Regions from separate parts of the Homo sapiens genome. Here region 2 is linked to region 1. Evidence: chromatin contacts called from ENCODE Hi-C or POLR2A ChIA-PET data. All regions are on one chromosome and are shown on one strand. Each heading gives the region's core, a stretch centred on a gene start or an enhancer-like site at or near the end of the contact. The rest is flanking DNA. Distances are from core to core; before and after follow the strand shown.

Region 1 (6,276 bases), core at 1,035-3,534:
ATCCCAGCACTCTGGGAGGCCAACTCGGGAGGATCGCCTGAGCTCAGGAGTTTGAGACCAGCCTGTGTAACACAGTGAGACTGAGTCTCTACCAAAAAAAAAAAAAAAAAAAAAGGAAAAAAAAGAACTATCTGTGAGGTTTCTTTAGCCATCTAGAGAAAGGGCACACTCTTCTCTCCAAGGGAAGGGACTCAGCTCCTTACGGACAAGGAGATCACATTTGGGAGCACAGGACAGTCAGGAGTTTGGTTTTACCTCACGTTGAGGATATCTTCAAAGATCTCAAATGGGCCTGGCCAACATGACGAAACTCCGTCTCTACAAAAAATACAAAAAAATTAGCCGCAGGTGGTGGCTCATGCTTGTAATCCCAGCACTTTGGGAGGCCGAGGAGGGTGGATCACTTGAGGTCAGGAGTTCGAGACCAACCTGGCCAACATGGTGAAACCCCATCTCTACCAAAAAAACAAAAATTAGAGGCCAGGCGTAGTGGCTCACGCCTGTAATCCCAGCACTTTGGGAGGCTGAGGCAGGCAGATCACAAGGTCAGGAGTTCAAGACCAGCCTGGCCAACATACTGAAACCCTGTCTCTACTAAAAATACAAAAAATTAGCCGGGTGTGGTGGTGGGCAACTGTAATCCCAGCTACTCGGGAGGGTGAGGCAAGAGAATCACTTGAACCTGGGAGGCGGAGGTTGCAGCGAGCTGAGATCACGCCAGCTCCCAGCTCTATTCGGGAAGCTGAGCCACAGGAATCACTTGGACCTGGGAGGCAGAGATTGCAGTGAGCCGAGATCGCACCACTGCACTCCAGCCTGGGCAACATAGTGGGACTGTCTCAAAAAAAAAAAAAAAAGCCAGCTGTGGTGGCGTGCACCAGCTGCCTGAGAGGCTGACGTGGGAGGATAGCTCGAGCCCAGGAGTTTGAGGCTGCAGTGAGCCAAGATCACACCACTGCACTCCACTCTGGGTGACGGAGGGAGACCCTGACTCAAAAAACAAAAACAAAAGCAAGTATCTCAAAACAACTTAAAATCCATGAAATGGGCTGGGTGTGGTGGCTCATGCCTGTAATCCCAGCACTTTGGGAGGCCAAGGCGGGCGGATCATCTGAGGTCAGGAGTTCAAGACCACCCTGGCCAACATGGCGAAACCCTGTCTCTATTAAAAATACAAACATTAGCCAGGTATGGTGGCACGTGCCTGTAGTCCCAGCTACTCGGGAGGCTGCCGCTGGAGACTCGCTTGAACCCAGGAGGCAGAGGTTGCAGTGAGCCGAGATCGCCCCACTGCACTCCAGCCTGGGCGACAGAATGAGACTGCCTCAAAAAAAAAAAAAAAAAATCAATGAAATGGCACACTGGTTTTCATTAATAAGTTGCAAAAATAATTTTTTTTTGGAGACAGGGTCTGGCTCTGTCGCCCAGGCTGGAGTGCAGTGGTGCCACCACGGCTCACTGCAGCCTCGACCTCCTGGGCTCAAGCAATCCTCCCACCTCGGCCTCCCAAGTAGCTGGTAGTACAGAAGTGCACCACCATGCCCAGCTCATTTTTTTTTTTAGAGATGGGGGTCTCACGATGTTGCCCCGGCTGGTCTCAAACTCCTGGGCTGAAGCGAACCTCTTGCCTCGGCCTCCCAAAGTGCTGGGATTACAGGCGTGAGGCCCGCGCCCGGCCCGCAAGAAAACTTGTAAAGGATATGACTGGCAAAATGTGACAGTGCAGACTTGGGGGGGCTGCAGGTGGAGACCAAAAAACCAACCCGCAGCTCGTCTGCAGCGGCTGCCGCCCGCCGAAGCCGCGCCCGCCGGACCCCACCGCGAGCCGAGCGCACAGTCCTGGGCGGGAGCGGAAACAAGGACTCCCAGCAGCTCCCAGGCACCCGCCGCGCCCGTAGCGCCCCCAGCGCCCCCAGCCCTGGCCGATCGGGCGGAGCGTGCGGGGAGGGAGGGGCGCGTAGGCTCCGCCTCCAACGGCCGCCGCCCCACCCCCTGCGCCCTCGCACCTTCGCCAACCTAATCACGCACCGCCCTACCCGCCCTTCCGTTGGCAGCGCCGGCGTCCGCGCGGGAAGGTATAAAAACGACCACAGTCGCGGCCCGACTCCCTCAACAGCGCCCGCCGAGTCTCGCACGCCAGTGCGCACGCGCCTCCCCGCCTCACCCCGTCCCGCGCGCGCAGCCGTCCGCCAGCGGCCAATCAGCAGCCGCTCCGAGGCCGTGGCACCGGAAGGCCTCACGCGGCGCCGGAAGTGACGTGCCGGCGTGCTGACGCGCGGGCTCGAGCCGATGCCCGATTCCGCGCCCGCCATGGCCGACAAAATGGACATGTCTCTGGACGACATCATTAAACTGAACCGGAGCCAGCGAGGCGGCCGGGGCGGGGGCCGGGGCCGCGGCCGGGCCGGCTCCCAGGGCGGCCGCGGCGGTGGGGCGCAGGCCGCCGCGCGAGTGAATCGAGGCGGCGGGCCCATCCGGAACCGGCCGGCCATCGCCCGCGGCGCGGCCGGCGGAGGCGGCAGGAACCGACCGGCGCCCTACAGCAGGGTGAGTGCGGAGGCCGGCCGCGCCGGAGAGTGGGAGGGGGCCAGCCGGGGCTGGGGCCGGGGCCGCTCGCGGCGGAGACCCGGGCCGGCGGGTGGATAAGGCTGGTGGAGCGGCCGCCCGGAGGTCCGGAGGGTGCGTGTGGGCGCGGAGGGGGTGGTGGGCGGGAGCGAGGTCGTTCTTTCGGGGTCCGGTCCCGGAGGCTGAGACCCTTCCCAGCTCTTTGTTTGTTCCGGACGTTGGGGCCTCGTGGCAGGAGAGGAGGGGACGCTGGGCGCGGCACAGGCGGCGGGAAGTTAGTCTAAGGGAACTGAAGTTGTGCGGCCGCGGTGGGACCGTGCGGCCTCGGGCTGGGGCAGCTGCAGCGCCGGAGGGAGCGCTGGCGGCCCCGTTTCGGCCGGATCCTCTCAGGCCGGGAAGAGGAAGGGTCCGGAGTAGCCGTGAGGGTCAGGAAAGCCCTGGACTGAGACTCACAGATCTGCTCTTGTTGCGGTTTTTTTTTCAGCCAAAACAACTTCCCGACAAGTGGCAGCACGATCTTTTCGACAGTGGCTTCGGCGGTGGTGCCGGCGTGGAGACAGGTGGGAAACTGCTGGTGTCCAATCTGGATTTTGGAGTCTCAGACGCCGATATTCAGGTAAGAGACGAGGGCTTCTCGGTGAGCCGTTCGCCCTGCACAGGACGGATCGTGATTTTGGGGATGTGGCCCTGAGTCCCCTTCCCGCCTTAGCGAAGGGAGCCCTCCCAGCTCTGAAGGGCTGCAGGACAGACCCAGTGCTAGTAAAGCCGGGGTCAGTGCGCAGGCAGGTGCGAGCCTAGCTGAGCCTGAGGAACTGCTGCTGTTAGTCTGAAGATGGGTTCTGTGAGTGAAAATCCCCTGCCAGGGCTTCCAGTTTCTAACAGGGACAAAGACTGACCAAATGTGAGTGGTTTTTGGCTGTTAGACCCAGCCCAGTTGCTTTTTAAATTTTGTGCCTGTCTTAGTGGGTTAATGTGAGAAAAAGAATCTTCTTTATGTATCTTGTGAAGCACAGGGAGTCTGTTTTTCTGGCTCTGTTTGCCTTGAGTACTGTCTTATAAAGACCTTGTACGCTGTGGTTTTATCACTCCCCACCGCCGTGTCCCGTCAGTGACATGACTCTCAAATCCATCTTTGGTTGAAGCTTTTCTTTTTTAAAAAAAGAAAAATTGAATCCCAATGGCATTTCAACTTGTTTTCTGGTTAAGAAATGACTTTTTGGGAATCAGTTTTGGAGATGGCTGGGCAGGGTTCAGTTGCCCACAGCCCAGCCATTTGCCTTGGGAGGACAGAGTAGGGCCAGTGAGCACTCACAGTGTCTCAACACTTTTTTTAAGGTGGTTTCTAGCATCCACTGGAAACCGCTTTTGGTGAACTCCAGTTCCCGCTGTGTGCCTGCGGCCGGAGTATCCCCACACTCTGGGTTCCCTCTCCAACTCCCAGCCTGCCTGAGGTCAGGGCAGTTTCCATGACAGCGCTTGACTTCAGACTTTGCCGCAGGCTTGAGTAGGAGGAGAGGGAAAGGTGAGCCAGAATCTGCCTTTGGGGGAGGGGCTGGGGTCAGGGCTCCCGAATCTACAGGCCCTTCAAGCTGGTCTGATATCGGACTGCTTCCCTTGCTCTTGATTTTGGCCTTTACCGTTTCTTGGAACAGCCCTTGGGTGTGTTGTACATTTTCCTTTGTTGAAGAGGATAGTGGCTTAATTTTGTGCCCGTTGCTAGTGGGCTTTGCAGCTTCCTCTACCTGCATCGTGGTACACGTGTCAGGTCCCCACAATGGCAGGAGCCCTCAGACCCAGGTGCTCTTGGAAGTTGCTGTCCCTCCTGCCCCGCCCTTCCCTCATTTCCCGTTAACCACTGTCCTGCCTCCCAGAGAACCACCCCCAAAGCAACTCACGCTTCCAGGGCCTGTCCCTGGGCCACCAGAAGGAACGCAGTTTTGTTGCTTTTCTGACAACTGCTCTCTGCAACTCCCAGGAACTCTTTGCTGAATTTGGAACGCTGAAGAAGGCGGCTGTGCACTATGATCGCTCTGGTCGCAGCTTAGGAACAGCAGACGTGCACTTTGAGCGGAAGGCAGATGCCCTGAAGGCCATGAAGCAGTACAACGGCGTCCCTCTGGATGGTGAGTCTGGGGGTGGACCCACGCTGACTGTGGGGCTTGTGGAGTTTGGGGCTGGCACCTGTCCAGGTAGGAATATGGGGTACCCCTGTGGCTGAGGACACTTTGCATTTGCCCCTTTGTCTCTCTCTTCCATCTGCCACCTCTCATGCTGCCCCACACATCTGGACCAACCTCTTGTGAACCCCCATCCAGCAAGCTACATCCCTCCCCTCCTTCAGCTCCTTCCGGAAGATTCACTTCTGTGAAGCCTTCTCAGAACCGCCATAGTACACCTCTGAGTGCGGGGCTGTAGTCGTAAAGACAAAGGTACCGGTTCTTCTTCGTCAGGTCACCCACACCTCTCCACCCACGAGCACCCCGATACCTCAGCGAGCAGCCCACCTAGTCTGGACTGAGAAGGAGTGAGGAGGTGTTGGTGGGGTTGCTTCCTTGCCATTTTGTTCTCCCACCAGTATCTCCAGGCCATTTCCCTTGTCGGGGGCATTTGAGACGCACAGAGGCCCTTTCCAGTGTTTGCATGGAGACCAGGGTGTGGCGCCAGCTGGGTGGGTTTCAGAGCCTCTCAATAGAACGTGCCTTCTCGTATTCTTTGCCGCAGGCCGCCCCATGAACATTCAGCTTGTCACGTCACAGATTGACGCACAGCGGAGGCCTGCACAGAGGTGACTTCCGGGGCCTCTGGGGAAGGGGATTGGCCGAGGGTGAGGCTGCGTCGCTCTTAGGGTCCTTCCGGGTGTGTGAACGGTTTCGTCTTCCTTGCTAGCGTAAACAGAGGTGGCATGACTAGAAACCGTGGCGCTGGAGGTTTTGGTGGTGGTGGAGGCACCCGGAGAGGCACCCGCGGAGGCGCCCGTGGAAGAGGCAGAGGTGCCGGCAGGAATTCAAAGCAGCAGCTTTCGGCAGAGGAGCTGGATGCCCAGCTGGACGCCTATAATGCGAGAGTGAGTCCCGGGGGAGCCAGCTGGGGGCCTGGTCAAAGCCGCAGTGGGGAGCAGGCCGCCTGTGAATGCAAGCCTCTTTCTCCTCTGTGTTTCAGATGGACACCAGTTAAACAGACCAGCAAATCCGCGTGCGGAACAGGACCCAGGCGTCTCCTCTTGCTCCCTGGTTGGGGGGCGGTGGCTGGGGCTGTGCGGCCAATGATGGATTTGTTTCTTTTATGTTTTAAAATAGGATTTAAAAACTCATGTAAAGGTTTTTTTTTTTTCTTTTTTTTTTTTTTTAATTCTGAAACAGACCTGTTTTGTACCGAGTTATTTTTGGGATAAATTTTACTGGTTGCTGTTGTGGAGAAGGTGGCGTTTCCACCTTTTCCATAATAAAATAGAAATGTGTGTAGAACTGGAACTGTTTGATTCGTCCCACTGTTGGAGTCCAGGCCTGGGCCAGGATTTTGGTGTCTGTCCAGCTGGGAGGGGGTGGGAGAACCTGAGTTGGGGATGGAGGGAGCAGCCCCATCTGGTGTTGGACACCTGAAGTTGGCATGGGTTGTGGGGGTGGCGGGGGGTCCCCGCTCCTGGAGGGCCGAAGCTGCCTGTCTTCTTTCTTATCTTCTTTCCTGCCTCACACCTAACACCTTCCTCTCTAA
Region 2 (6,276 bases), core at 1,648-4,147, 260 kb before region 1:
AGGCACAGGCGGGGCATACACTCCAGGCTCTGTGTCTACATGCATGGAGGCGACAGTCGGGCTCCAGGCTCCTCCTGGGTCTGAGCATCCTGTGGCCGGGCTCTCCACCCAGGCGAGGCCCACCTGGGCTCTGTCCTCTGCCAAGCAGCATGGCTGAGCTCCTGGAGACGAGGGCGGGCCCAGGTCCTTGCTGCTTGCTGCTGGGAAAGGAGCCCAGACGGAGAAGGGGCCATGTTGGGGCTGGACCCTCAGGTAGAGGATCAATGTGTCCGTTATGTTGGGTATAGAGAGAAGTGGGTAGAGCTGCATGTGCATCTGATCCCAGCTCTGTCCTGAGAGGGCCCACAGCCCGGACTCAGCCACAGCAGATGCCAGTTCCACAGTTCCAGGCGCTAGTTCCATGGTTCCTGCCCTGCTCACAGGAGCCCGGGCTCTAGCATGGAGGCAGGTTCGGAAGGCACAGGAAGCAGCTGAAAGGGGTCCCCAAGGACCAGAACTAGGCCAATAGGCAGTGACGTTGAAGACCACAATCCACTGACTCAACCAGGAAATCATGGGTCCAGGCTGATAGCAATGGACAGATCGGTCAGGGGAACGGGGCACTCTTCCACGCGAGAGTGCCAGCCAAGGAACGCGACAGGAACGGCGCGCCGGGCGACCACGGATGGGTGCTGAACCAGAGGGATTCCCATCAGACGGATGCGAAGCAGCATCTCCCCACACGTGACTTCTTATTTCCAAGGGAAATGCTGGCTTTCCAGTGGAGCAGCCTGTTTGACCCCAGCTGACCCGAGTGATCAGAGCTCCCATCGCCAGTGCTGGGATGCGCCCGTGTCACGCGCCTCTGGGCGGGTCGCACTGAGACGGCACAGACTCGCGCTCGGGGTCCCTGCCAAAAATGCAGAACCTGAGCTTATGCATGAGGAGACCTCAGGCAAGCCCAAACAGAGGGACATCTGCAGATGAGCGGGTCTAGATGCTTGGCGAGTGCCCAAACATGGAAGCTGGGGAGCCACTCCAGTTAGGAGACCTGGGAGACCCCATGTAGAAATGCCAGGTGGGACCCTGGACCCTGCACAGGAGAGACAGCGTCAGGGCATCATCTGTAGAAACGCCACGTGGGACCCTGGGCTCTGTACAGGAGAGACGGGCATCAAGTCATCATCCGTAGAAACGCCACGTGGGACCCTGGACCCTGCACAGGAGAGACGGCGTCAGGGCATCATCCGTAGAAACACCACGTGGGACCCTGGACCCTGCACAGGAGAGACGGTGTCAGGGCATCATCTGTAGAAACACCATGTGGGACCATGGACCCTGCACAGGAGAGACAGTGTAGAAATGCCACGTGGGACCCTGGACCCTGCACAGGAGAGATGGCGTCAGGGCGTTATCTGGACGGTTGGTGACATTTGCACACGGGCCACGGACCAGGTCACGTATTGTGTACACCCACCCAAGTACTGAGGTGTGACGCGGCACTGCGTCTCCAGCCTACCTCCTGTAGTGCAGGAAGCCAGTGCAGGGTGGGTGAGGAAGTGCACAGGGGTCCAGGGACTGTCCCACAGCACTCCTGACGAAAGCTGGTCCCCTTCCACGGCCCTAGCCAAGGAGCCAGGTCTGCAAAGCTGGGACCAGGTGTGTGCGGAGGCACGTGTTCCCACTTCTCCCATGGCAGAGGGAGAGCCTGTGGACAACAGTGGGGCACTCTGCTCCCAGGCAGGTCCCACTGGGCTGAGCCGCACAGCCTGGCTTTGGGCTTCCCTGACTGCACCACCCACATCAGCTGCCTCTAGCCCTTAAAATACAAAACTTCCCCCAGTCACTGGCCGCCAGGGCTGAGTTGGGGGATGTGTTACATCCCTGGGTCCACTGGGGGGCAGTGTTGGCCATGGTGTTGGTGCTGGCTCTGCCGAGAGGCGTTGGAGTGGCTGTGTGGGGCGGTGAGCGCCGGCCCAGCCTGATGGAACCCACTGTACCAGGCCCAGGCCTCAGCCTCTGAGAAGGACTTCCCTGTGTCACTCACTCATACATGTCCTCAGGACGTGAAGACATTTCAGCAGACCAAAGTTTCCTTCGAATTTTCTTCGAATCGTCCAGATACTTGGAGACATCTCCTCCTCACCTGTGGGGTGCTGGGGCAGTCCTAGGCGTGGGGGCAGATGGGTGGACAGCTGCTGCTGCCCTGCTGGGGGTGGGCAGCCCTTGGAGCACACAGTGGTGAAGACATTCCTGAATATGTCTCAGGCTGTAGAAATCTTATTTTGTGGAAAGATTTTAGAGAATCATCAAAATAAACTTTTACCAAATAACATTTTACCAGAAACTGAATCCGAGAGAAGTAGAATCGTTCACTCCCTGCCCCCCAGGTCACTGTGTGCAGAATCACGTGACTAGGACATGGGCCCTGTGATCCATGCCCTCCTTCCTTTGCCTGTGGGGTCAACAGCAAGAAGGCCCCTCAGTGCCCCTCAAGCCTGGCACCAGCCGCAGGGCCTGGTGTAACTTTGCAGGGAGAGGGGACTGCTTTTGAAGACGGAATTTTCTCTTAAATCTCTAAGTGTTTTGAGGTTTGCAAAATCTGTTTTCGGGATTGTTCTTTCTTCAGTTAAAATAACAAAATAACCCAGTGTGTTCCTGTAGAGGATCCAGGGTTTTAGAACCGGACTTGCGAGTCTCACCTGCCTGGCCCCTCTCCCCCAGCCCCAGGCCATCTGCAATCTGTTTTACCAGCACAGGCCTCCCTTCCTCTCCCTCTGCCTTGGCCTCTCCCACACCCAAGAGCCCATTCCTGTCTATTCTCCCAGGGTGGTGAGTGAGCCTCTGCACCACACTTGCCAAGGGTGCTCACGGAGCAGGCATGAGGCCCGCTTACTGGAGGAAGCGAGTCTGGACTCGGGCTCAGGCCTGTGGCGAGCCTTCATGGGGGCTGCCCTGCACCCGTCCTCAGCTGGGGCCTGCGGCACCATAGAACTTTCTCTGTCCAAGAGGAAAGCAGACATCTCTCCCCTTCGATGTGTCATCCCCCGCGGCCCCCGAGCGTCCCACATGAACCTGCGGCACATGCCCGGAGGCACTGCATACAGTGGCTGCACCCCAGGCCATCCAAAGAACAGCAGCACCTGGAAGGCAGCAGCACCTGCCAGCCCTGGAAAGGCACACCAGGAAGCTGGCGGGGACAGGGTGTGCTGGCCTGTTCCAGGAACTCGGAGCTCATGTGGCCAGGGCCAGGTGCAGCCTGGCTCCTTACAGGGGCCAGGAGTGGCACGGGAGAAGTAGGTCGTCGGCTCCCGTCTTGCCAGGGCCTGGACACTACTGCTTTTTCCTGTGCCCCCATTTTTGGTCCAGGCATCCCTTTGTGTTGGGATTGCACTCTGTAGCACTGGAATGATGTGGGCTGCAAGTCCAGGTTGGGCTGAGTGAGGACAACACAGTGCTTCCCAGGGGCTCAGATCTAGGGTTGACCCAGGCTTGGGGTGCTAAGGGGGAGCCCAGCCAGCTCCTGCCCCTGTGTCGGCCTCCTCCCTCTCCACTGCCTTTGTGCTCCCCCTGCACCTGCTTCAGGAGGGAAGCCACAGCCGGCCTGCAGGGTGGTTGTGGGGTGTCCAGCTGGCAGGTAGAGAAAGGAGGGACCCCAAGGAGTGGAGGAGGGCCAAGCCACGCTGGCGGGAGCTGTCCTCCTGGGTCCTGGGCACTGCTAGAGGCCACAGCCTTCTCTCTGCTCTCCCTGGGCCGCCTTCCTGGGTCCTGGGCACTGCTGGAGGCCACAGCCTTCTCTCTGCTCTCCCTGGGGAGCTGCTGTGCTGGTTGGGTGTCCTCAGATTCTCCTTGTGTTCACTTGAAAGACACAAAGGCATAGATGACCAGAAGGCAGGGATGGCGGGGAGGAGGCGGAGGGCTGTGAGGGCCTGGGAGATCTGGGGGCCACCCTGGCCTGGGAGATCTGTGGGCCTTTATTCTATTTGTGGAAGAGAAGGAACCCACTGAAGCACTGGGAGCAGCGACTCTTTTTGTCTTTCTTTTGGAAGGATGTCACCCAGTGACAGCCAGCAGTGCCCACCCTGGAAGAGCAGGTGAAGAGGCTCCTTGGGTGGGCACCCCTGGCGTCCTCCCATGAGGGCAGCCTCACAGGGGTGTCTGCCTGTGAGTTTTGTTACAGGGCCTCACCAAGAGAGGGCCTATGGAGGCCGAGGACCAGGGGGAGCTTTTCCTGCACCTCCGGTCAGTGGCACGTGCCCCCCAGACCTTATCTATGCACCGACTCCAGAGAAAGCTGAAGGAGGCAGCCAGAAAAATCATCAGCCTCCGCCTGGAGAAAGAGCAGCTCATCGAGATGGGGAACAGGCTCCGTGCAGAGCTGGGCCGACCCGAAAGTGAGTCCGGGAAGTGGAGGCCATGGCCTGAGTGTGGGTCAGGTTCTGGGTGTGCACCTGGTTCTGGGTGTGCGCCAGGTTCTGGATGTGGGTCAGATTCTGGGGGTGCACCAGGTTCTGGATGTGGGTCAGATTCTGGGGGTGCGCCAGGTTCTGGGTGTGGGTCAGGTTCTGGGTGTGTGCCAGGTTCTGGGTGTGTGCCAGGTTCTGGGTGTGCACCTGGTTCTGGGTGTGCATCTGGTTCTGGGTGCGGGTCAGGTTCTGGGTATGCGCCTGGTTCTGGGTGCGGGTCAGGTTCTGGGTGTGTGCCAGGTTCTGGGTGTGTGCCAGGTTCTGGGTGTGGGTCAGGTTCTGGATGTGCGCCTGGTTCTGGGTGTGCGCCTGGTTCTGGGTGTGCGCCTGGTTCTAGGTGCGGGTCAGGTTCTGGGTGTGCGCCTGGTTCTGGGTGTGGGTCAGGTTCTGGGTGTGCACCAGGTTCTGAGTGTGCGCCTGGTTCTGGGTGCGGGTCAGGTTCTGGGTGTGCGCCAGGTTCTGGGTGTGTGCCAGGTTCTGGGTGTGTGCCTGGTTCTGGGTGTGTGCCTGGTTCTAGGTGCAGGTCAGGTTCTGGGTGTGCGCCTGGTTCTGGGTGTGCGCCTGGTTCTGGGTGCGGGTCAGGTTCTGGGTGTGGGTCAGGTTCTGGGTGTGCACCAGGTTCTGGGTGTGCGCCTGGTTCTGGGTGCGGGTCAGGTTCTGAGTGTGCGCCTGGTTCTGGGTGTGGGTCAGGTTCTGGGTGTGCACCAGGTTCTGAGTGTGCGCCTGGTTCTGGGTGCGGGTCAGGTTCTGGGTGTGTGCCAGGTTCTAGGTGTGCGCCTGGTTCTGAGTGTGTGCCTGGTTCTAGGTGCGGGTCAGGTTCTGGGTGTGCGCCTGGTTCTGGGTGTGCTCCTGGTTCTGGGTGTGCACCAGGTTCTGGGTGTGCGCTTGGTTCTGGGTGCGGGTCAGGTTCTGAGTGTGCGCCTGGTTCTGGGTGTGGGTCAGGTTCTGGATGTGCACCAGGTTCTGAGTGTGCGCCTGGTTCTGGGTGCGGGTCAGGTTCTGGGTGTGTGCCAGGTTCTGGGTGTGCGCCTGGTTCTGGGTGTGTGCCTGGTTCTAGGTGCGGGTCAGGTTCTGGGTGTGCGCCTGGTTCTGGGTGTGCGCCTGGTTCTGGGTGTGCACCAGGTTCTGGGTGTGCGCCTGGTTCTGGGTGCGGGTCAGGTTCTGAGTGTGCACCTGGTTCTGGGTGTGCACCAGGTTCTGGGTGTGCGCCTGGTTCTGGGTGCGGGTCAGGTTCTGAGTGTGCGCCTGGTTCTGGGTGTGCGCCTGGTTCTGGGTGTGCGCCTGGTTCTAGGTGCGGGTCAGGTTCTGGGTGTGCACCTGGTTCTGGGTGTGGGTCAGGTTCTGGGTGTGCGCCTGGTTCTGGGTGTGCGCCTGGTTCTGGGTGTGGGTCAGGTTCTGGGTGTGCACCAGGTTCTGAGTGTGTGCCTGGTTCTGGGTGGGGGTCACATTCTGGGTGTGTGCCAGGTTCTGGGTGTGCGCCTGGTTCTGGGTGTGCGCCTGGTTCTGGGTGCGGGTCAGGTTCTGAGTGTGCACCTGGTTCTGGATGTGCGCCAGGTTCTGGGTGTGGGCCTTGTTCTGGGTGTGTGCCTGGTTCTGGGTGTGCGCCAGGTTCTGGGTGTGCTCCTGGTTCCGGGTGTGCGCCAGGTTCTGGGTGTGCGCCTGGTTCTGGGTGTGGGTCAGGTTCCGGGTGTGCGCCTGGTTCTGGGTGCGGGCCAGGTTCTGGGTGTGCGCCTGGTTCTGGGTGCGGGTCAGGTTCTGGGTGTGCGCCTGGGGTCAGTGGGAGGGCTCTGGACGCAGCCTTCTCAGGAAGGCCCGAAGGAGCACAGAAGCC

The links. A loop is a pair of places that touch in the nucleus more often than their neighbours do. ChIA-PET counts read pairs that join two places held with the same protein, here RNA polymerase II (POLR2A). Pooled maps may share reads with other maps.
Region 2: a pooled map shows a loop between it and region 1 (4-fold over the local background). The contact joins the enhancer-like site here to the promoter of ALYREF in region 1. A Hi-C loop is called at or near these places in 3 of 50 pooled maps. POLR2A ChIA-PET finds 5 or more read pairs at or near these places in 3 of 52 experiments (AG04449, GM12878 and HEK293).

What each region holds. Positions count from the first base shown.
Region 1 is chr17:81,887,594-81,893,869 of GRCh38, reverse strand. ALYREF (Aly/REF export factor) reads left to right here and starts at 2,284. Exons shown (of 6, transcript NM_005782.4): 1 at 2,284-2,547; 2 at 3,050-3,181; 3 at 4,541-4,688; 4 at 5,287-5,350; 5 at 5,452-5,629; 6 at 5,725-6,035. The coding sequence starts at 2,290. The coding sequence ends at 5,739. It overlaps ANAPC11 (anaphase promoting complex subunit 11), which reads right to left and starts at 2,147. Exons shown (of 4, transcript NM_001002248.3): 1 at 2,029-2,147; 2 at 256-318. RefSeq lists silencers at 632-847, 1,728-2,267, 4,298-4,462 and an enhancer at 4,266-5,465.
Region 2 is chr17:82,149,657-82,155,932 of GRCh38, reverse strand. CCDC57 (coiled-coil domain containing 57) reads left to right here. Exons shown (of 19, transcript NM_001394669.1): 15 at 4,160-4,373. Among named protein-coding and RNA genes, the nearest start is that of FASN, 55 kb to the right of the region's middle. RefSeq lists an enhancer at 6,065-6,124. Within about 2 kb of position 2,897, at least 6 of the 41 ENCODE cell types and tissues checked have a DNase peak (open chromatin) inside an H3K27ac peak, as active enhancers do.